Linked DNA regions of Mus musculus: region 1 is linked to region 2. The links are chromatin loops, found by intact Hi-C in ENCODE. Cell type or tissue: left cerebral cortex. All regions are shown on one strand. Links, peaks and the distances in the headings refer to the core of each region. The heading gives the core; the rest is flanking DNA. Region 1 has its middle 38 kb from the start of Mir1899. Region 2 has its middle 17 kb from the start of AV064505.

The links. Hi-C counts contacts between places; a loop is a spot of excess contacts. Peaks named below come from ENCODE experiments on the same cell type or tissue, not always from the same donor. Only the 100,000 strongest peaks of a DNase experiment are listed, where the experiment ranks them.
Region 1: a loop joins it to region 2, with 6 times the contacts of the local background. A loop is called at or near these places in 14 of 42 quality-filtered maps.

The regions. Positions count from the first base shown.
Region 1 is chr9:8,202,506-8,214,242 of GRCm38, reverse strand. No RefSeq gene overlaps it. Among named protein-coding and RNA genes, the nearest start is that of Mir1899, 38 kb to the left of the region's middle. In left cerebral cortex, for the core only: a CTCF peak has its summit at 5,181 (motif pointing right); a DNase peak (open chromatin) is centred at 5,181.
Region 2 is chr9:7,707,102-7,718,838 of GRCm38, reverse strand. No RefSeq gene overlaps it. Among named protein-coding and RNA genes, the nearest start is that of AV064505, 17 kb to the right of the region's middle. In left cerebral cortex, for the core only: a CTCF peak has its summit at 4,615 (motif pointing left); a DNase peak (open chromatin) is centred at 4,588.

The DNA.
Region 1 (11,737 bases), core at 4,014-6,513, 500 kb before region 2:
CGGAGACATAACAACAGAACCTGAGGAAATCCAAAACACTATCAGATCCTTCTACAAAAGGCTATACTCAACAAAACTGGAAAACCTGGATGAAATGGACAAATTTCTAGACAGATACCAGGTACCAGAGTTGAATCAGGATCAGGTTAATGATATAAACAGTCCTATATCCCCTGAAGAAATAGAAGCAGTCATTAATAGTCTCCCAACCAAAAAAAGCCCAGGACCAGATTGGTTTAGTGCAGAGTTCTATCAGACCTTCAAAGTAGATCTAATCCCAGTTCTGCACAAACTATTCCACAAAATAGAAGCAGAAGGTACTCTACCCAATTCATTCAATAAAGCCACAATTACTCTGTTACCTAAACCACAGAAAGACCCAAAAAAGATAGATAACTTCAGACCAATTTCCCTTATGAATATCGATGCAAAAATACTCAATAAAATTCTCACTAACCGAATCCAAGAACACATCAAAACAATCGTCCATCCTGAGCAAGTAGGTTTCATTCCAGGGATGCAGGGAAGGTTTAATATATGGAAATCCATCAACATAATCCACTACATAAACAAACTCAAAGACAAAAACCACATAATCATCTCATTAGATGCTGAGAAAGCATTTGACAAAATCCAACACCCATTCATGATAAAAATCTTGGAAACATCAGGAATTCGAGGCCCATACCTAAACATAATAAAAGCAATCTACAGCAAACCAGTAGCCAACATCAAAGTAAATGGTGAGAAGTTGGAAGCAATCCAACTAAAATCAGGGACTAGACAAGGCTGCCCACTTTCTCCATACCTATTCAACATAGTATTTGAAGTCCTAGCCAGAGCAATTCGACAACAAAAGGAGATCAAGGGGATACAAATTGGAAAGGAAAAAGTCAAAATATCACTTTTTGCAGATGATATGATAGTATATATAAGTAACCCTAAAAATTCCACCAGAGAACTCCTAAACCTAGTAAACAGCTTCAGTGAAGTAGTTGGATATAAAATTAACTCAAACAAGTCATTGGCCTTTCTCTACACAAAGGATAAACAGGTTGAGAAAGAAATTAGGGAAATAACACCCTTCACAATAGTCACAAATTGGTGTGACTCTAAGTAAGGAAGTGAAAGATCTGTATGAGAAGAACTTCAAGTCTCTGAAGAAAGAAATTAAAGAAGATCTCAGAAGATGGAAAGCTCTCCCATGCTCATGGATTGGCAGGATCAATATAGTAAAAATGGCTTTTTTGCCAAAATCAATCTACAGATTCAATGCAATTCCCATCAAAATTCCAACTCAATTCTTCAAGGAATTAGAAAGGGTAATCTACAAAATCATCTGGAATAACAAAAAACCTAGAATAGCAAAAACTCTTCTCAATGATAAAAGAACCTCTGGTGGAATCACCATGCCCAACCTAAAGCTGTATTACAGATGAATTGTGAATTCTCATTTGAGGAATACCGAATGGCTGAGAAGCACCTGAAAAAATGTTCAGCACCCTTAATCATCAGGGAAATGCAAATCAAAGCAACCCTGAGATTCTACCTCACACCAGTCAGAATGGCTAAGATCAAAAATTCAGGTAACAGCAGATGCTGGTGAGGATGTGGTGAAAGAGGAACACTCTTCCATTGTTGGTGGGATTGCAAGCTGGTACAACCACTCTGGAAATCAGTCTGGCGGTTCCTCATAAAATTGGACATAGTACTACCGGAGGATCCCGCAATACCTCTCCTGGGCATATATCCAGAAGATGTTCCAACTGGTAATAAGGACACATGCTCCACTATATTTATAGCAGCCTTATTTATAATAGCCAGAAGCTGGAAAGAACCCAGATGTCCCTCAACAGAGGAATGGATACAGAAAATGTGGTACATTTACACAATGGAGTACTACTCAGCTATTAAAAAGAATGAATTTATGAAATTCCTAGGCAAATGGATGGACCTGGAGGGCATCATCCTGAGTGAGGAAACCCAATCACAAAAGAACTCACATGATATGTACTCACTGATAAGTGGCTATTAGTCCAGAAACTTGGAATACCCAAGATACAAGATACAATTTGCAAAACACATGAAACTCAAGAAGAGTGAAGACAAAGTATGGACACTTTGCCCCTTCTTAGAATTGGGAACAAAACACCCATGGAAGGAGTTAAAGAGACAAAGTTTGGAGCTGAGACGAAAGGATGGACCATCTAGAGACTACCATACCTGGGGATCCATCCCATAATCAGCCTCCAAAAGCTGACACCATTGCATACACTAGCAAGATTTTGCTGAAAGGACCCTGATAAAGCTGTCTCTTGTGAGGCTATGCTGGGGCCTAGCAAACACAGAAGTGGATGCTCACAGTCAGTTATTGGATGGATCACAGAGCCCCCAATGGAAAAGCTAGATAAAGTACCCAAGGAGCTAAAGGGGTCTGCAACCCTATAGGTGGAACAACAGTATGAACTAACCAGTACCCCCCCCTTCCCCAGATCTCGTGTCTCCTGCTGCATATATATCAGAAGATGGCCAAGTCGGCCATCATTGGAAAGAGAGGCCCATTGGTCTTGCAAACGTTATATGCCTCAGTACAGGGGAATGCCAGGGCCAAGAAGTGGGAGTGGGTGGGTAGGAGAGTGGGGCAGGGGTATGGGGGGCTTTTGGGATAGCACTGGAAGTGTAAATGAAGAAAATACCTAATATAAATAAATAAATACATACATACATACATACATACATACATAAACAAATAAACTCAATGACAGCACATGCAGGCAAGGATGTAGTGAAAAAGGAACACCCCTCCATTGTTGTTGTGATTGCAAACTTGTACAATCACTCTAGAAAACAATCTGGCAGTTTCTCACAAAACTGGAAATAGGTCTACCTAAAGACCCAGCTATACTGCTCCTGAGCATAAACTCAAAAGATTCTCCACCATACCACAAGAACATGTGCTCTACTGTGTTCATAGCAGCTTTATGTGTAATAGCCAGAAACTGGAAGCAACCCAGACATCCCTCAGTCAAAGAATGAATACAGAAGATACAGTTCATTTACACAATGGAATATTATTCAGTTATTAAAAATAAGGACACCATGAATTTTGCAGGCAAGTAGATGAAATTATAAAATATCTTCCTGGGTAAGATAACCCAGACCCAAAAGGACATGTATAGTATGTACTCCCTGATAAATGGATATTAGCCAAAAAGTACAGAATAGTCATGATACACCCAACAGACCCAAAAAAGGTAACAAAGAAGGAAGGCCAATGTGAGGATACTCAAATCCTACTTGGAAGGGGGAACAAAATAGTCATGGGAGGCAGAGGGAAGAAGGAACCTGTGTGGGAGAGGGAAGGAGGAGAGGAACATGGAGGCAGGATCAATTATGGGGAGAGACAGTTGAGAGGGCCAGTGGGCCAGGAGAATGAATGAAAATATACAGGTGCCAGGGTTTGGGTGTGGGGAGAATCTCTAAGAAGTCCCAGAGACCTGGGATAGGTGAGGCTCTCAGGAGTCAGTGAGGGTAATCTTAACTGAAACGACCAACAGAGGAAAGATAGAACCTGAGGAGACCACCTCCAGTAACCAGACAGGACCCCCAATGGAGGGATGGGGACACCAACCCACTTACAAAACTTTCAATCCAAAATTGGTCCTGTCTAAAAGAAATGCAAGGACAATAATGAAGCTGAGATTGAAGTAATGGACAACCAAAGACCAGCCCAACTTGAGACCCATTCCATGTGCAGACACCAATCCTTGATACTATTACTGATGTCATGTTGTGCTTGCAGACAGGAGCCTAGCATAGCTGTCCTCTGAGAGGCTCTACCAGAAGCTGACTGAGATAGATGCAGATATTCTGGCCAACTATTGGACTGAGGTTGGGATTTCTATACAAGGGTTAGTGGAAAGATTGAGGGCCCTGAGGTGATGGCAACCCCACAGGAAGACCAACAGTGTCAACTAATCTGGATCCCTGAGAGCTCCCAGAGACTGAACTACCATCCAAAGAGAATGCACATGCTGGTATGAGGCCCCATGGCATATATGCAGCAAAGGACTGTCTTGTCTGGCCTCAGTGGGAGAGTATTCACCTAATCCTGCAGACTTGATACAAAGTAAGGGGTGGGGGGAAGACCTAGGGAAGGTACCCTCAGAGGCAAAGGGGAAGGGGAATGGGGGAGGAACTCTGTGAGGAGATACCAAGAGGAGGCCAGCATTTGGGATAAAAATACATAAATAAATTTTTTTGAATACTAAAAGGAAGTCTTAATAATTGTAATGATGTTTTATCATGCTGGTTATACTAAATAACCATTGCTTGTCATGTCTCCATGAGCACATTGTATGGTGAGTGGTTTACTTCTCAGTAAGGCTAGTTTTAACTCATTTTAAAGGGGTGATGATACTTTATACTGGAACATGAACATCCTTTCAAAACATTCTACTAGGTAAAAGACATCAATTGTAACACCAGCCAGGAAAGCAGGTGGGCTAACTGTAAACATTCACCTCCCCCTCCTCTTTTACAAATCCAAACCCCAAGCTTTGCCCCACTCTCCTGCTCTATAGTAGACCACAATCTGCAGCCTCCCCTCATCCTTACCCTATTTTCAGTGGACCACAGAGATATTCTCCTCCAACCTTTTTTCTCTGCTCTCCTCACTTTATCCTAGTCCCAACCATAGCATGCATTACACAGGTACCAGAATCCTGGCCAAAGAAGCAGATAAGCTAACTGTAGATCTTCAAACCCTCAGAATCCATTCTCCCATTATCATGCCCAACTGTGCAGCAGAAAACTTTTGCACCTATTCCCCACACAGGACTAGGAATATCATGGTGGAATACCCTAGTTTCCTACCTACAAAGCACTCTCTCAGACTTCAACCCTCCTAGCCTAAACCCATTCCTGAGTGTCAGCTCCTAATATCTAGAAGGACAATTTACCCAGAATTCTCAACAAGCACACCCAGTAATATCCCAGAATTCCCTACCAGGAAACACAGAGCCACCATGCTTTCCTAACAACCAGAGAGGGCAACAGAAACCAAGTAACAGAACACTCAGCAAAGATAAGACCAAGTATCAGCACCTAGAATTAAGATCTTCCCAACCCAGATATCTAGACACTGGTGTAAAAATACACCCAAGACAATATGTCTCCACTAGAGGCCAGCAGCACACCACAGTAGGCCCTGAGTATTACAACATAGATGAAGCACATGACAAAGACTTTAAATAGCCTTCATGAAATGATAGGGATCCTTTTAAAAGATATGCATGACTCCTGAAAAGAAACCTATGAAAACAGGAGCAAGCAGGTGAAGAAAATGAATAAAAACTGTTAAAAGACCTGAAACTTGAAATAAAGTAAAGAAAACACAATCTGAAGGAAATCTGAAAATTAAAAATTTAAGAATTGAAACAAGAATCTCAGAGGCATGCCTCACAAACAGAATACAAGACGTGGAAAAAAGCTCTTGGACACTAAAAACCTGATAGAAGAAATAGATACCTCCATCAAAGAAAATGTTAAATCTAAAACACTCCCAATACAAAACGTTCTAGGAATCTAGAACACTGAAAAGACCAAATCTGAGAATAATAGAAATAAAGGAAGTAGATGAAACCCAGGTCAAAGGCTCAGAAAGTATTATTAACAAAATCATAAAAGAAAGTCTCCTGGGGCTGGTGAGATGGCTCAGCGGGTAAGAGCACTGACTGCTCTTCCAAAGGTCCTGAGTTCAAATCCCAGCAACCACATGGTGGCTCACAACCATTGTAATGAGATCTGACACCCTCTTCTGATGCCTCTGAAGACAGTTACAGTGTACTTATATATAATAATAAATCTTTGGGCTGGAGCCAGTGGGGCCAACTGGAGCAGAGGGGTTGACCAAAGTGAGCAGAAGTCCTACAAATTCAATTCCCAACAACCACATGAAAGTTCACAACCATCTGTACAGCTATAGTGTACTTACATACATTAAATAAATAAATAAATCTTTTAAAAGAAAAGAAAATCTCCCTAATCTAAAGAAGGAGATGCCTATCAAGGTACAAGAACCACACAGAACATCAAATAGACTGGACCAAAACAAAAAAAGTCCTTTCACTACATAATAATCAAAACACTAAATTTATAGAACAAAGAATATTAAAAGCTGCAAGAGAAAGACAAAGTAATATATAAAGATAGGCCTATTAGAATAGACCCTTCTCAGTGGAGACTTTTAGTCAGAGGGGCCACGACAGATGTGCTGCAGACTCAAAAAGGCCACAGATGCTAGCCCAGATTACTATACCTAGCAAAACTTTCAATAAAAATTGATGGAGAAAATAGGACATTCCATGATAAAAACAAAATTTAAGCAACACCTATCTACTAATCTAGTCATTAGAAGGCACTAAAGAAAACTCAAACCTAAAGAGGAGGAAGAGAGGAAAAAGTCCCAGACCACCAAATCAAAAGAGGGAAACAGACACGTACACACGTACACACACCAATAGTAACAACAGTAGCAGCAAAAAAAAAAAAAAAAAAATAGGAATCAATAAACACTACTCAGTGCTCTCAATATCAGTGGTCTCAATTCTCCCAATTAAATGACACAGACTAACAAAATGGATGCAAAAACAGGATCCATCCTTCTGCTGCATCTGAGAAATATACCTTAAAATTAAGGACAGACATCACTTCAGGATAAAATGAGGGAAGAAGATATCCCAAGCAAATGGACTTAAGAAGCAAGCTGTGTAGCTATTTTAATACCTGACAAAATAATACTTCAAACCAAAACTAATAAAGCACTACATACACATCAAAGGAAAATCTACCAAGAGAACCTTGCAATTCTTAACACCTATGCCTCAAACACAAAGATACCCAATATCATAAAAAAAAAAAATACTACTGCTTAAATCACATATTAACCCTCACACACTGATAGTAGGAGACTTCAAAATCCTACTCTTACCCATAGATGGGCATTCAGACAAAAACTAAACAGAAATGCTGGAGATAAGTGGTATTATAAACAGGCATTTACCCAAACACAAAAGAATATACCTTCTTCTCAGCACTTCATGGAACTTTCTCCAAAGTTGACCACATACTCAAATACAAAGAAAGTCTCAAGAAATACAAGAAAATTGATTTAATACCCTGTGTCCTATTTGACTACTATGAATTTAAACTGAATATCAACAACAAAACCAACAAAAAGCTTACAAACCTATGGAAATGGAACAACTCTCTACTAAATGAAAAATGGGTCATGATACAAACTAAAAACTTTCTAGAAGTGAATAAAAATAAATATACAACATACCCAAACTGATGGAATACAACAAAGGTGCTTCTAAGAAGCAAATTCACAACACTAAGTGCCTACTTTTTTAAAATTGACAGATTTCATGCTAGTAACTTAAAAGCATACCTGAAAGTTTTAGAACAAAAAGAAGAAATCAAATACCCAAAAGGAGTAGACTATAGGTAAGAATCAGACTTGGGGTTGAAATGGGCCAGATGGCTTTAGCACAGCAGTTCAGCAAACATCAAGCAATTCATTCAAAAAGTTAATGCCAATACTCCTCAAATTATTCCACAAAATAGAAACAGAAGGAACATTCCAAAATTTGTTTTTGAGACTACAGTTACCCTGATACCCAAAACACATAAAAATGAGACAAAGAAGAAAATCACAGACCAATTATGAATATATATGCAATTTTTTAAAACTTTTATTGATTCTTTGTGAATTTCACATCATGCACCTCAGTCCCATTAATTTCTCTGTCCCCTCGTATCCTCCCTTCATATTCCCCCCAAAATAAACAAGCAAAACAAACAAACAACCATAGAAGAAAATCTCAACCTGGAAGCTGTAGTGTGTCACAGTGTGTCCTGCAGTCTACCCTACCCCTCTGTCCACACATCTTCACTTGCAAACATTCATTGCAATGGGTCATTGGTCTGGTTTGAGATCTCTGGCTTCTGTGATCCTCATTGGACCTCATCTTGATTGTCCTATTTTTGCTCTGTGTCATGGAGATTTTGCAGCTTTGGATCAGCATATCTCCACTGTTTGCAGATAACATAGATTTTTTGCGTGGGCCTAACTGGTAACTGGGTTGGTCATGGCATGGGCTCTCCCTTATTTGCACCACCAGGTCAAGTTCTCCAGGACTGACTGCTCCACCTAGACTACTCAATACAGCCATTATCAGAAGGCAATGTCAGCTCTCTTGTTCTCATGCACTTGGGGCCAGCTCACCTTCACCCATACCTCCAGAGCCAGCTCCATTGTGTTGTCCAATCAAGGCATGATGCCCATTCTCCCAAGTGCTGCAGCCTGAGAGGGGCTGGTACAGCTCGCTTTCTCTCACGCACCCTCAAGGTTGGCTCATTTTGACTTAGCCTTCAGGGTCAGCTCCACTGTTGCTTAGGCAAGATGCAGGGCCTGCTCTCAAGAATGCTGCAGCTATGAAAGACAGGGACAGTTCACCTGCTCTTATGATGACCCTGGGACAAGTTCTTCTGACTGCTGCAGAAGGCAAGAGGTGAGAGAGGAGGGGCCAATCCCCCCTCCACCTCAGGGCAGAGGAGTGTTAGGGACAGCTCTCCCTCATTCACACCATCAGGGCTGGCTTACTCCACTCCCTACTAGTAGGGCCAGTTCCAATATGCTGCTGAGGGAGGTACAGGTCGGCATTCCCTAGTACTGGTGCCTGTGAGTCACAGCCAATGAGGGGCAGGGCCAGTTCTACACAGACCCTGAACATCCATAGGACCAGGGATATCCCCATGTTTGCTAGTGGTAATATGAGTCACAAACTCTGACACTAACCGTTACCACTACCTATTTAAAACACAGACATGGCTCAGGTTGCAGCTCAGGTTGGGACCACACCAAGGCTTCAAGGAATAGAGCTGGCCACTCACAGCAGGCTACTTTTCTCTTCCCTCAAGTCTCCTGTTCCATCTCTCTTCATAATGTTTAAGCTGTTCTATCCCTCTTTCTGTCCCATCTATCCACAAACTCTCACATATTGTGATGGTTCCTGTTACAGGCTGGGCACTTGTCTGGAGGGACCTGGGTGACATCTTCTAGCCATACCATTTGACATGAAGGCAAGCAAGTGTCTATTGCCTGCCTATACTGTGTACCAGAGGGCAGGTCTGTGGATTGCATAGCAATCCGCAGTTCTGCCTGTCATCTTCCTCTTCCTATGCTGGGTTTCATGGTGATGGGTGGGGCTCTTTTCAAAATTGACTCAAATGATATAAAATATCTGGATATAACTCTAATCAAGCATATGAAAAATTTAAAAGTTTAATCATACATGACTTTTTTAAAAATTCCAAGTAATTTAAGAAAGAAATTGAAGAAGGTATCAGAACATGAAAAGGTTTCCTATAATCATGGATTGGTGGGATTAATATAGTAAAAATGGCTATCCTACCAAAAGCAGTCTACAAATTCAAAGCAGTGCACATCAAAACTCCAATACAATTCTTTACAGATCCATCCAGGATAATTAAAACAATCCTGAATAATAAAAAAAAAAAACTGAAAGTATCATCATCTCTGACCCCATATTGTACTACAGAGCTATAATAAAAACAATTTTATGTTGGAACAAAAACACATATGTTGAATCAACTGAAGACCCAGATATATATCCATAAGTCTATTAACACCTGATTTTTTTTATAAAGAAACAATATTCACCTGGGGAGGGGGAATCTTCAACAACTGGTGCTGATTAAACTGGATATCTACATGCAGAAGAATTCAAAGAGTTTAATACTTATCACCCTGCACAAAACTTGACTCCAATGGATCACCAGCACTAGTCTGCCATGAGGTGGCATGAATAAAGGAATGATGCCCTCCCCACTTGTCCCTCATCACCGGTGGTAGTCAGGAGACCTGGAGCATGAGTGCACAAGAGCTAGCCTACCCTTCACTGGCTATAGGAGTGAACCCTGCTCCTCACCTGGGTAACACAGTGAAGCTGGCCCTGATGACAAAGGCAAGAGTGAGCCAGTCCCGAGGATGTGAGAATGTGAGAGCTGGGCCAGCCCCTCTCAGGCTGCAGCACTTGGGAGAGTAGGCACCCTGCCTTGACTGGGCAGCACAGTGGAGCTGCCTCTGGAGGCATGGGTTTGACCTTACAGACATGAGAAAAGGAGAGGAAACCCTGTGTCCTGCCTATGTTGGCACTGAGTAGTCCTGGAGAACCCACCCTGGTGGTGCAGATAAGAGAGAGCCCATGCTATGACCAGCTTAGCTACCAAGCAGGCCCAGATCCAGGACTCTGAGATGGTCTACCCCAAAATCTATATTATCTGCAAACCGTGGAGATGTGTGAAAGGGCCAGTCCTGCTGATCCAAAGCTGCAAAATCTCTATGACACAGGGCAAAAACAGAGCAATCAAGATGAGGCCCAATGAGGATCTAATAATGATGGTGTCACAGAAGCAAGATCTCAAACCAGACCAATGACTCATTGCAATGAACTTTTGCAAGTGAAGATGTGTGGACAGAGGGATACACTGTGGAACACACTGTGACACAGTACAGCTTCCACAATGAGATGCTTTTCTATGGTTTGTTTTGTTTGTGTACTTTTTTATTTGGGATGAATTGGCAAGGGCAAAGTGAAGGTATGAGACAACAGGTAGATCAGCTGGACTGGTGTGCATGACGTGAAACACAAAGAATTAGTGTAAAGTTTTTAAAAGAAGAAAAAAAGCAGACATACTGAACCTGGTAGAAGTGAAAGTGAGGAGCAACCTTGAATGTGTCAGCATAGGAAAAAACTTTCTGAACAGGATACTATTAGCACAGGTACTATGATGAACAATTAATAAGTGAGGCCTCATGAAACTGAGTAACTTCTACGTGGAAAAAATGATGATTTGGACAAAGTGGGAGCCTACAGAATGGAAAAGATTTCACCAACTCCACATATGATTGAGCACTAATATCCAAAATATATAAAGAACTCAAAACTACATATCAAGAAAATAAATAACTCAATGAAAAACAGAGTACATATGTAAACAGACAACATTCAAAAGAGGAAAATGAGAAACACTTAAAGAATTGTCCTACATATTTAGTCATCAGGGAAGTGCAAATAAAAACTACACTCAGTTTCATCTTAAGCCTGTCAAAATTACTAAGATCAATAAAACAGATGGCAGCTCATGCTGGTGAAGATGTGAAGTAAGGCGAACACTCATACATTGCTGATGGGTGTGCAGCCACTATGGAAAAGGGTGTGATGGTTCCTCGGGAATATGGGAATCAATCTATCTCTAGATCCAACTATACCAGTCCTGGGACACTTCATCCAAAGAGACACTTTTTCAACCATGTTCATTACTCTCTGTTCACAATGCCCAGAAAATGTAAACAACCTAGATGGTCCTCATCAGATATATAGATGAAGAAAATGTGACGAATTACACAGAGGAACTTTATGTAATTCCATTAAAATAAATTTTGCAATTAATTGGCTAGAACTAGGAAAAAATCATCCTGGGTGAGGAAACCAGACCCAAGAATACATATAAGGTATATATTTACTTATATTTGAATACGGGATTTTAAGTCAATGATATCATGGTATAGTTCATAAACCACAAACATTACATAGGGAGTAAGGGAATAGTTGGGAACTGAAGGTGGGGGTCTAGACAGATTGATCTC
Region 2 (11,737 bases), core at 3,625-6,124:
ACCTGGGGATCCATCCCATATGCAGCCACCAAACCCAGACACTATTGCTGATGTCAAGAAGTGCTTGCTGACAGGAGCCTGATATGGACGTCTCCTGAGAGGCTCTGCCAGAGCCTCACTGATATAGATGTGGATGCAGACTGAGCATGGGGGCCCTAATGGAGGAGTTCGAGAAAGGACTGAAGGAGCTGAGGGTTTGCAACTCCATAGGAAGAACGACAATATCAACCAAGCAGAACCTCCAGAGTTCTCAGGGACTAAACCACCAACCAAAGAGTACACATGGAAGGACCCATGGCTACAGCTGGATATGTAGCAGAGGATTGCCTTATTTGGCTTCAATGGGAGGGTTCGCCCTTGGTCCTGTGAAGACTTGATGCCCCAGTGTATGGGTATACTAGGGAGGTGAGGCTGGAGTGAATGGGTGGGTGGGTGAGCACCCTTATAGAAGCAGTGGGGGTGGGATAGGGGGTTTTTGAAGGGGAACCAGGAGGGGGATAACATTTGAAATGTAAATAAATAAAATAACCAATAAATTTTTTTTAAAAAGAGAGATTGTAATATATCATGACCAAGCATAGTTAATTCCTTAGAGTTCCAGAGGCTAATTCTACTTCAGAAAATTTCCAATGTTGTTTAAAGAAATGAAAGAAAAAAAATATAAAGTGCTATGTTTATTTATTTTTTCACATTTAAGTTAGTGAAAAATTAGAATATAATGGAGTGTGCTAGCTAGTTGTGTCCTACTGGCCACATTGGAACCATATACAATATGGAACACGTGGACCATGCTATAAGAGAAACTGCCATGAAACTGGAGAGGCAAAGCAAGTTCAAACCCTGACCTCAGGAGTAGAACTAGGTCCTTCTCTGATTCTGCTTCGACCTTGTAGCACATAACCTGGGGACCCCCAACCAATTGGTCACAAGTAGTCAGTTACATAGCACAGCACCTGGAATTCTTCCCCATGCAAATGACGCATCTCAGTAGCCTTAGCCTTGAGCCAATGAATGACCTTTTTCCTCTCTAGATATTTTCATGCCCTCCCCCAAAGCTATATCACGCTTGGTTCACCCTGAATAGAATATAAGTGTTCAAACCCACCTGGCATAAAGAAATCAGAACAAGCTAAGATCGTCTCAGGGAGCTGCTTCATTAAAGAGAAGGCCTTTGCTGGAACTCTAAGATTGTCTGAGAAGGCCTCCCAGCTCCCTGCACTCGCTCCCACCTGGACTGGCTGGGATCCTGCCAGTCCTGGACTCCACTGTTTTCCATCCCTGTCAGGTGGGCAACAGTATCTGATGCTGGGGGAGGGGCGGGGGCGCTGACTGATGATCCCACCCAGTCCAGATTTCACTATGTCCTCTTCTAGCCCTGTACCAGGTACATGTACAGAGGTCAGAGAAGAACTTTTGGGAGTTGGTTTTCTCCTTCAGTTGCAGGAATGGGACTCAGGTTGTTGGGCTTGGTGACAAGCACCTTTACTTGCTGAGCCATCTCTCTGGACCTCCCTCCAAATTTAATACGGGGAAGGTCTGAACAAATCTTACATTCAGCAAGTCTTGGTAGAAGGTAGTGTGCTTTGCCTCCCTCTGCCGATGTGGGAGAGCGCCTGAATGCTCCCGATTCTCTGAAAGATAAGATAATGGATAAAACCTGCTCTTTGAGTTTTCACTTTGTTGTAGCTAAATGTGTCCTAAAAATATCAACGGTAAATTCTGGAAAGAAAGAATGTCTAAGTTCAATGACTTATTACAACATTTTGTTACAATCTTTCTAATTTAGGAATTACTGCACTTTAAAAAATAATTTTAATAATGCATCTCTCTCTCTCTCTCTCTCTCTCTCTCTCTCTCTCTCTGTGTGTGTGTGTGTGTGTGTGTGTGTAAATCTGTGGATTCCATAAGAGTCAGATCTCCTTGGAGTGGAGTTTTAGGCAATTGTAAGCCTCTGATGTGGGTGTTCAGAATCCAACTTGCCTCTTTGCAAAAGCTATATGTGCTCTTAACTGTCAAGCTATCTATCTCTTTAACCCTAACTTCTTCATTTTTAAAAAATGGTTCTGAGGATCAAATATAGGACTTCAAACACTCTGGAAGCCAGTTTGTCTATGCAGTCATACCCTCAGTCTGTTACTATCTTACTGAGGCTAGCTTTCAGACTTAATGGTACTGTGGCTGTGTGTGAGTGTGAGTGTGAGTGTGTGTGTGTGTGTGAGTGTGTGAGTGAGTGTGTGTGTGTGTGAGTGTGTGTGTGTGAGTGTGTGTGAGTGTTTGTGAGTGTGTGTGTGTGTGAGAGTGTGTGTGTGTGTGTGAGTGTGTGTGTGTGAGTGTGTGTGTGTGAGAGAGTGTGTGTGTGTGTGAGTGTGTGTGTGTGTGAGAGTGTGTGTGTGTGTGTGTGTGTGTGTGAGTGTGTGTGTGTGTGAGAGAGTGTGTGTGTGAGTGTGTGTGTGTGTGAAAACATGGTTATATTAAGGTTTAATGTTACCTGCAGCTTTAGCTGTCCCCAAAGGGTAAGGGGGGAAGACAAATGTGATCTCTTTTAAAACACGATTTATTCGGTGTGTATATATGTTAGTGTGGACATGCATGCAGAAATCAGAGGATGCCTTTCCATACTTGACTAACATTCCTCCTGTCTACCCTTCATGTCTTGCCATGGAAGGGCTGGGTTACAGACATGCTCCTCTACATTAGGCTTCTCATGAGAATTCTCAGGCTGACACTCAGGCACGCACTTTTTACACATGTTCCTCATTCATATGTGATCTTAACACAGACATAAAATTCTTTTTGGGACTCTGGATCTAGTAGGCTGTAAATGGGGATTCCCTATTGGGCAGTGTTGCCCACACAAGAATCCCACAACAATAGTTCATATTCTAAACCTGCGTTTCTGACCTTCTCTCTGATTCTGTGAACATTTACTAAGAAATGGTATATTTTCTAAGAAATTTCACTTCTTCCTTAGGTTAAAAGATGTTACTGTGTTTTGCTATCAAGAAATTTGAACTGAGAGAATTGGGTATGTTGGTGAAATTTTTGTCTAGCATGTTGCATCTCCAGTACCTTGTCAACCATGTATGGTGATAACAGAACCCAGGAAGTTGAGAAAGAGGGATTCAAGGTCCTTGTTTCACAATGAGTTTGAGGCCAGCCTGGGCTATACAAGACACTGCTTCAATACACATCAGACATTCCACACTCCAAACTTGTCTCTTGCCACCATCAATGCCTGGGATGGTGAGTCTTTTTTCATCACCAGGCCTAAACTGAATAATTCTTGTGCAGATGACTTGGCAAAGGACACTCCAGATTTATAAGACTACTGTAAACCAGGTGTGCTGGTTCACATCTTTAATTCCAACAGGCAGAGGTAGGCAGATCTCTGTGAGTTTAAGGCTAACTTGACCTACAGAGTCAGTTCCAGGTCAGCCAAGGATATACAGTGAGACCCTCTATGAACAAACAAAAACAATCAAACAAGACTCGCATTCTCTGTGGGAGAATCAACCTTAGGACTTGCACTTCTAGCTGCACTGTTTCTTTAACACATAACTCACTGGCCTTTATTATTACCCCCCACCGACTCCCTTTTATACTGGGAATCAAACCCATGACCTCATATTATAGGCAAATACTTTACCATCAAGTTACAGTCACAGCTGTTCCTAAAATTCTTTTCCTGTGGGAGATGTAAACAATATCCCACCCCCCCCCCCCCCTTCCTGAGGACCAATAGGCTGGCGTGTGAGTCCACTAAAGTTCATTTGGGGAACCCTACAGACCCATGAGAGCGGTGCAGGTAGGAGCTCTGGTGGCCTACACAGCTCTGGTGGACTGTCTCTCTCCAGCATGGAGGATGACACCCCATGTTGAGGCAGAGGGAGTCCTCTACCCAGAGCTTCCTTTCCTGTATACTATTCCTCCTCCACACTGGGGCCATGTGCACACAACTAGTAGGGAGGGGTGAACAGGTAAGGGTCCCATGGCACTTTCCATCTCCTCCTTCTACAAGGGCACTGTCAGCAGTCAGCACAGCTGTGATGGTTGCCCTGTAAGAGGCTCACCTGGACTCCTGAAGATACTGGCAGTTTCTCTGGGAGAATAGTCCTACACAACAGCAGTCAATAATTCCTTGTTTTTTCCTCACCGATGAAAGCTTCAGAAGGCAGCAGCAGACCACAGCTGACCCTTAGGAGGAAGTGGGCCAGAGGGCCTGTCTCCTTTGTCCTTATGCTCACTAGGAAATAGAAGAGTTGCTCTTTCACAGGCTTCAAATGATCAGCAAATATGTGGTCGGGGGTCACTTCTCATGACACCTTCTGCATTTGTAGAAAAATAAAAAAATGTGCCAACAACAAAATTGCTCTACCTCCCTTCACAAGGGCTGTAGTTTGGGGACTGACTCATTAGAACGTCTCATCAGTACCAAATCCCTGTCCTTTTTGGTCATTGAGAGTTGGGCTACTATGACAAATGAGGGTAGAAACTAGGAGGCACCAGGTGGGGTCTGTCTGGCATGTTTGTTGTAGTTAGTATGCTTTTGGTTAGAATTGGTTTAAATGGCAGGTGTTTTCATAAGTGGAAGGGTGACCCCGTGTGGCTATTTAGAGTATCACTCTGAATTTTTTGGCTCTTCTGGCTTCAAACTAATTGGTTGACCACCTTTATGTATGTATGTATGTATGTATGCATGTATGTATGTATGCATGTATGTATGCATGCATGCATGCATGTATGTATGTATGTATGTATGTATGTATTTATTTATATTCTGAATGTGTCTTTTGCTTCTTTTACATCAGAGTATGGCAGGAATGGTGCTGTATGAAGGCAAAGGCACATCTGAAGAGATATTCAGATTAAGTCCTGGATGCTGGGAGAGATGGTCCAGGGGTTAGAGCACCTTTGTTCAATTCCTAGCACTTACATGCTGGCTCATAACCATCTCTAACTTCAGTTTCATGTGATCTGATGCTCTCTATCTCCATGGATACCAGATACACACATAGTGCATATAAGTACATTCAGGGAAAACATTCAAACATATTAAGAAGAAAAACAAAAGGCCTGCATGCCAGAGACACTATGGTTGGGTTGATAGTCCCAGCTGCACCCAGCTTTGTAGTCTCAATTCTTGCACAACAGATACATAAGTGAGGTTTGCAAATCTTCCAAACCCATCTACGTCACTCTACAGCTGGGTCACACAGGAGCCCCTAAGTCTCAGAATCTTGGGAACTAATACATGGTTGTTCTTGGGTGGGACTCATGCTTGAGGGTCATTTTCATACAAGAATAGAAAACTGGACAATCCTGGTGTCAGCTGGTCTTCTAAAGAGGACACCAAGATAGGATTACACATGCAATGGATCTTGGGGGAGGGCTAGCTGGATGGCACAGGGATAAAGATGCTTGCCACCAAGACTGGTGGCCTGAGTTTGATTCCCCAGGATTCTCTCTACTTACTGTTTCCCCCTCTTCAGAGGTGTTTTCCCCCAAATCTCTTCAAAATTTGCATTACTTTTTATTTGTGTGTGTGTGTCTTGGTGCCACGTTCTTACACCCACCAACCACATTTTATGATTAATTGGTCATCAAATTTTGAAAAGGGAAGGATCACTTGTTCTACTTTATAAAATGAAGAAATTATCACAAAGGATAGGCACTGGCGATGTAGCTCAGTGGTAACGTGCTTGCCTAGCATGCTTCGGGTCCTTGGGTCAACCTGGCACTGGGGGAAAAAGAGTAAGCAAAGCTTGAGTGTGCAAATCTGAAACTTTAGCACGGAGGCAGGAAGATTATGAGTTTTGGGCCAGCATGGATTACCTAATGAATTTGAGATCAGTCTAGAATACATAGTAAGACCTTATCTCAAAAAGTAACATAAGGCGTGGTGAGAAGGCTCAGCAGTTAGGAGCGCTGACTGCTCTGCCAGAGGTTCTGAGTTCAAATCCCACAACCACGCGGTGGCTCACAGCATCTGTAATGGGATCTGATGCTCTCTTCTGGTGTGTGCCTGAAGACAGCTGCAGTGTACTCATATAAATAAACAAATCTTTTAAAAAAGTAACATAATACAATAAAGTAAAACAAAAAAAGGGGTGGCCCAAATTGAAGGAAAAATTGAGGAATTCTAGGGTTTCCTTAGACGGTAGGATGTGAGCAGTATTTAAACAGAAGTTTCCGCATAATTGTTTTTTTTTCTGTTAATATATGTTACTTATGCATTAATAACAGCACCAGCAGGGCAGCTGTGCTTAGTGTCACGCTGGGCACAGAAGGAGCAATGGACTCTCTGTGCCTCACTCAGTCACTTGATCTGGTCCTTGTCACATATCTGTGGGCTCTACTTTTCTGAAAGGCAATAGTGGTACATGAAGCTAATGAGGAGGCACAAATGGCAGTGACAAACCTGAAGGGGCCATGTCGGGTCACCTAGGAGACACTGCTCTGGAAACATTTGTGAAGCCATTTCTAGAGAAGTTTAACTAAGTGGAGAAGACCCACCCTCAAAGTGGCAGCATCTTCCAATGGGTAGCTCAGATGCAAAGAGTTCCAAGGAAAGAGCTTATGTGCTGATCCACCTTCTCCGCCACTTCCTGAGTGAGTGTGTCCACCCCTGCCATCCTTGCCTGACAGGAGACTCCAGTTTCTTTGGTCTTCCAACTTAGACTACACAGCAATGACTCCAGGAATCTGTTAAGCCTTCAGCATTGGACAGGGACAGCAGAGACAGGGAGCATCAGAGGCTCCCAAGTATGCGGAAATACCCGCCCCTATTGGTTTTGTTGCTCCAGAGCACCCTGCCCAATGTGGACTTTTCTTTTACAGGAGAAATTATGGTTTTTCAGTTCTGGAATAGGCAAAAGGGAATTTATTGGAGAGACACTGACATATTCTATGATGTCCAAAAATCACTGACAGCCAAACCTCATGGACTGTCCCAGTACAAGTTCACCACCAACAAAACTCACTGCAGAGTTCCCAATCCCTAAGGATGTCATTTCACTGTGGTACATTTTTCTGGTTTATGTGCTCTGAGATTTCTTTGTTTGGAATCATACTCTGAAGGCTTAAACAGTGTCTGGAGCATGTAAAATAATACTTATTGAATAAATGAGCAAAAATTTATATTCTCCAGATGAACATGAGGCTGGTGATGCCTGGGTCAGGCGTCTGCTCTTTTTTCAAGTGACTATAGTTGGTAGTAGGGTAGGACACACTTGGCCACCAATGTCAGCTAAAAGTCAGGAGTACTTCTCAGAGAAAACAGACTTGAGAAGAAAGTGTTGGTGACACAAAAGTGTGTTACTTCTCTTTGCCCATAAAAGGCTGATAGGCAATTGGCTCTTCTAGAGAACTGACTTTTAAGACAATGGGAGTTCACTGTGTCAAGTGTAGCGGTGAATCAGTTAAACCACTTTTGCTCCCACGCTGCACCCATCCAAGAGCTCTCTAGATTTGCAAATGAAAGACACACACACTGGGCAGGGCAGTGGTGGTGCACGCCTTTAATCCCAGCACTTGGGAGGCAGAGGCAGGTGGATGCTGGTGCTGAAGAATCAGCTGTGATTAACAAGGTACCAGAACTACTAAAGCGAAAACTTTGCATTACTGGGACTATTGATGTTGGTTACCTGGAGCTAAGAAATTGGCGGTGATTAAGAAGAGACCAAGATCATTGAGGTGACATCTTCTGGGAAGTGTTTTCTGAGAGTACAAAGAGGCTATGTTTCAGACATAGCCAAAGTTGTACCTTGTGCAGCAGCAGGACTTGGTAATGTGTAAGAGTCACCCAGGTGGTACTGGTTTTGAAGTTATGAAGGGGTCATGCAGAGCAGCTGAGGCTCGGCACTGTGAGAGGCCATGGAAGGCCATTGGTGAAGGTGCAGTCTCAGTTGCAATTGATGACCCGGGACTGAAGGGGTCATGCAGTGTTTTGGAGATGCCAGTACCATGAGATGACCACTAAGAACGGCAGCAGCAGTGGAGTACAGGCATCTGGAGCCTAGAGGAAAAGCTATGTGCTACAAAGGACAGGGCTGGAGAAGTGACCCAAGCCCTTGGAGGAGCCCAGAAGATTGTGAGTTGGATCCCAGACATTAGACAGTTGGAGTTTAATTTTTGCTTTTGATTGTGACTGTGTCTTGATATTTTTCCCTCTTGAAGGAAGAAAATATTTTATTGGATCCCACAATTAAGGGACTTAATTGTAAAAAGACTTTGGATTTTAAAAGATATTGGATGTTTTAAAAGGATTGAACTTTTAATATGTAAAGACTGTGGGACTTTTAAAGTTGTTTAGATCTTGGGAATGAATAAGAAACTAAGGGCTGAGGCTTACTAGTGATGTGTTTGTGTGTCAAGTTGACAAGGGGTCAATTGTACTGGCTAGTTTTGTGTCAACTTGACACAGCTGGAGTTATCACAGAGAAAGGAGTTTCAGTTGGGAAAATGTCTCCACAAGATCCAGCTGTAAGGCATTTTCTCAATTAGTGATCAAGGGGGGAGGTCCCCTTGTGGGTGGTGTCATCTCTGGGCTGGTAGTCTTGGTTCTATAAGAGAGCAGACTGAGCAAGCCAGGGGAAGCAAGCCAGTAAAGAACACCCCTCCATGGCCTCTGCATCAGCTCCTGCTTCCTGACCTGCTTGAGTTCTAGTCCTGACATACTTTAGTGATGAACAGCAATGTGGAAGTGTAAGCTGAATAAACCCTTTCCTCCCCAACTTGCTTCTTGGTCATGATGTTTGTGCAGGAATAGAAACCCTGACTAAGACACACACATACACAAACCACACACACATATACCACATGTTTACCACACACATACATATATACAAACATACACCACACACATATACATACATACATACATACATATACATACACACACAATTACAAAAAAACAGGTCTTATGAAACAATACAAACACAATATCTTAGCATTGGAATACAGGTTACTTTATTCCCTAAAATACATGTTTCTCAACTGAGTTCTCAAAATGACCAATGTTACATTAATTCTATATTGGTTTTCCTTTCCCTTGAGAAGTCATAGTATTAGAGACTGGTAGGGGACCCTGTCTCAGGGTTACTATTGCTATACTCAAACACCATGACCAAAAGTAGAGAGTTTTGTCCCTGATTTCAATCTTAACCAGGAAGTTATCCCCTGACTGAGCACAGAGAAGCTTACTCCAGGAAAAATGTCATAACGGTCACTTATACATGAACATCCCTTAGTAAATAAAGATCTGCCTTCTGTTTTAATTGTGCCGAGAAGCAGATCACATGACAGCTACCATGTTAACTCTAAGTGTACAGATGAATACTACTAGGTATATTTATATTGTAAATTTAAAACATATATATATTTTTTAAGACAAATTTTCTGGCTGGCCTCTTTTGGAGGAGAACTTGCCATTCCATACAACAGTTCATCATCGAAAGCAGTGGGTACAGGAACTCAAACAGGACAGGAACCTGATGCCGAGGCCATGGAGGGTTCTGCTTAACTGTGTTGCTCTTCAGCCAGCTTGGTTATAGAACCCAGGACCACCTCATTGGGCTGGGCCCTCACCCTATCAACCACTGATCCACAAAATGCTCTACAAGCTTTCCTGCAGCCTGATCTCATGGAGGCATTTTCTCATTTGAGGTTCCCCTTTTCCAGACAATCTAGTCTATGTCAAGTTGTCATAAAACTAGCTAGATAATCCTGGATGAAAAGAAAAGTGCCAGGGACACAAAATACAGGAGAGTAGGGATCGATTTTCTGTAGTGTTTTTTAGTGGTTTCTTTTAGTGATTTAAGAATCAGTGGTTCTTACACGGGAGGCTATTTCTCCCTTTAGGGAACATTTGGCAGTGTCAGAGCATTTCTGACTGCCATAACTGAGGATGTTCTAGCGACATGTATCAGCCAGAGGTCAGAGGTTACTGCTAAACAAACCCCAACACATAGTCAAAACTGCCAACAGCAGAGCTGGAGAGGTGGCTCAGAGTTAAGGTGGCTCTCGCAGAAGACGAGGGTTCAGTTTTTAGCACCCACATGGGGGATCATAACTGTCTATGACTTCAGTTCAGTTTTACGGAATCTGATGTCCTTTTCTGACCTCTGGGGCACTGCATGTGTGTGGTGCACTTACGTACATGCAGGGAAACCACCCATCCACATTAAATAAACATATTTAAATCTTTAGAAAAATACCCACAATGCTGAAGCCAGGAAGCTTGCTTCTGTTGGTGATGTGGCTCAGTTAGCAGGACATCTGCATAGCATGCAAAAGGCTCTGGGTACTAGCACCAGCACTGTATGAACTAGGCATGGTGCATACACTAGTACGTTGCTGGGGAGGAGGTTGGAGGAGAAGCAGAAGTTAAAAGTAATTTTTGGCTACATACTGAGGTCTTGGCCAGCCTGAGATACAGAAACTTTGTCTTAAAAAATATATGTTTTAAATTTACAATGTAAATATACCTAGTAGTATTCATCTGTACACTTAGAGTTAACACGGTAGCTGTCATGTGATCTACCTCTCGGCACAATTAAAACAGAAGGCAGATCTTTATTTACTAAGGGATGTTCATGTATAAGTGGCCGTTATGACATTTTTCCTGGAGTAAGCTTCTCTGTGCCCAGTCAGGGGATAACTTCCTGGTTAAGGTTGAAATCAGGGACAAAACTCTCTGCAGACATCAGGAGTCAACCCACTGGGCAGAGATTTGCAAACCAAAGATATGAACAAAAGACCAATTAAATGGAAGGCATGAGCCTGGCCAAGCAGGACCCAAGTGGGTCCTTCAGAGCCAGATGTCATCTCTCCAGTGTTCCAGGTAAGAAGTATCTGGGTAGATCACTCCAGGTGGGCCTGTATTCCTCTCCCAACTGCAACAACTTAGCATTCTAGCATTTGGAGGTGTGAAGGGAATGAAAAGCAATAGACAGTCATGCCAGCTGTAAGAGAGAGATGGCTTCCTCTTGCTCAAGACAGAATGCAAGTGTTAAGCCAGCAGAAAGGATGCTTAATGCCTGACTACATTCACTTATTCTGAACCCTATAGGCTGCCTTGTTGTCTACAGAATCAGGAACCTGGGCTCACCAACTTCCTATTTACCAGTGTGATAGGGGCTAGAGTACAACCAACTTATGCTTCTCTCAAACTAGCTTACAAATAAGTGAGACTCAGACTATGGTCATTTTCTTTGGGTTTGACAGTTACTGGAGGGTAACCCCTAATCTATTCTTCTAACTGCTGGCCTGGCTACCTCCCCAGTGCTATACCCCAGATACTTGCTGCTTCTCCTGGTTCATGCTCATCTCCCCTCATGGCAGCTTCCTCTCTCCTCCTCCTTCCTCCTTCTTTCATCTCTCTCCCCCTGAACCAGGCCACTCCCCCCCGCCCCCCCCCACACACACACTTCTAATCCTTCCAGTAATTGGTTGTAACCAATTTTATGTAACCAATAGTTTTAAGTTAAGGAACAAGGTTCATACAACAAAAACTTGTTAATGTGAGAATTCACTCATAGGCCTAGACCTTCCCTTCAAGTACAGAATTTAGCATTACAATATATAGCAACAGACTAAACAGGGAATGATCTATATCAATAAAACTAAATATATTTCTGCTTTTCTATTTTTCAGGGAAAACTATACAAGCAAGAGTATGAGAAAAAGGAGGGGATGACAAAGCTCTTGCAGCTTTGTCCTGATGCCCCAGAGATTGCTT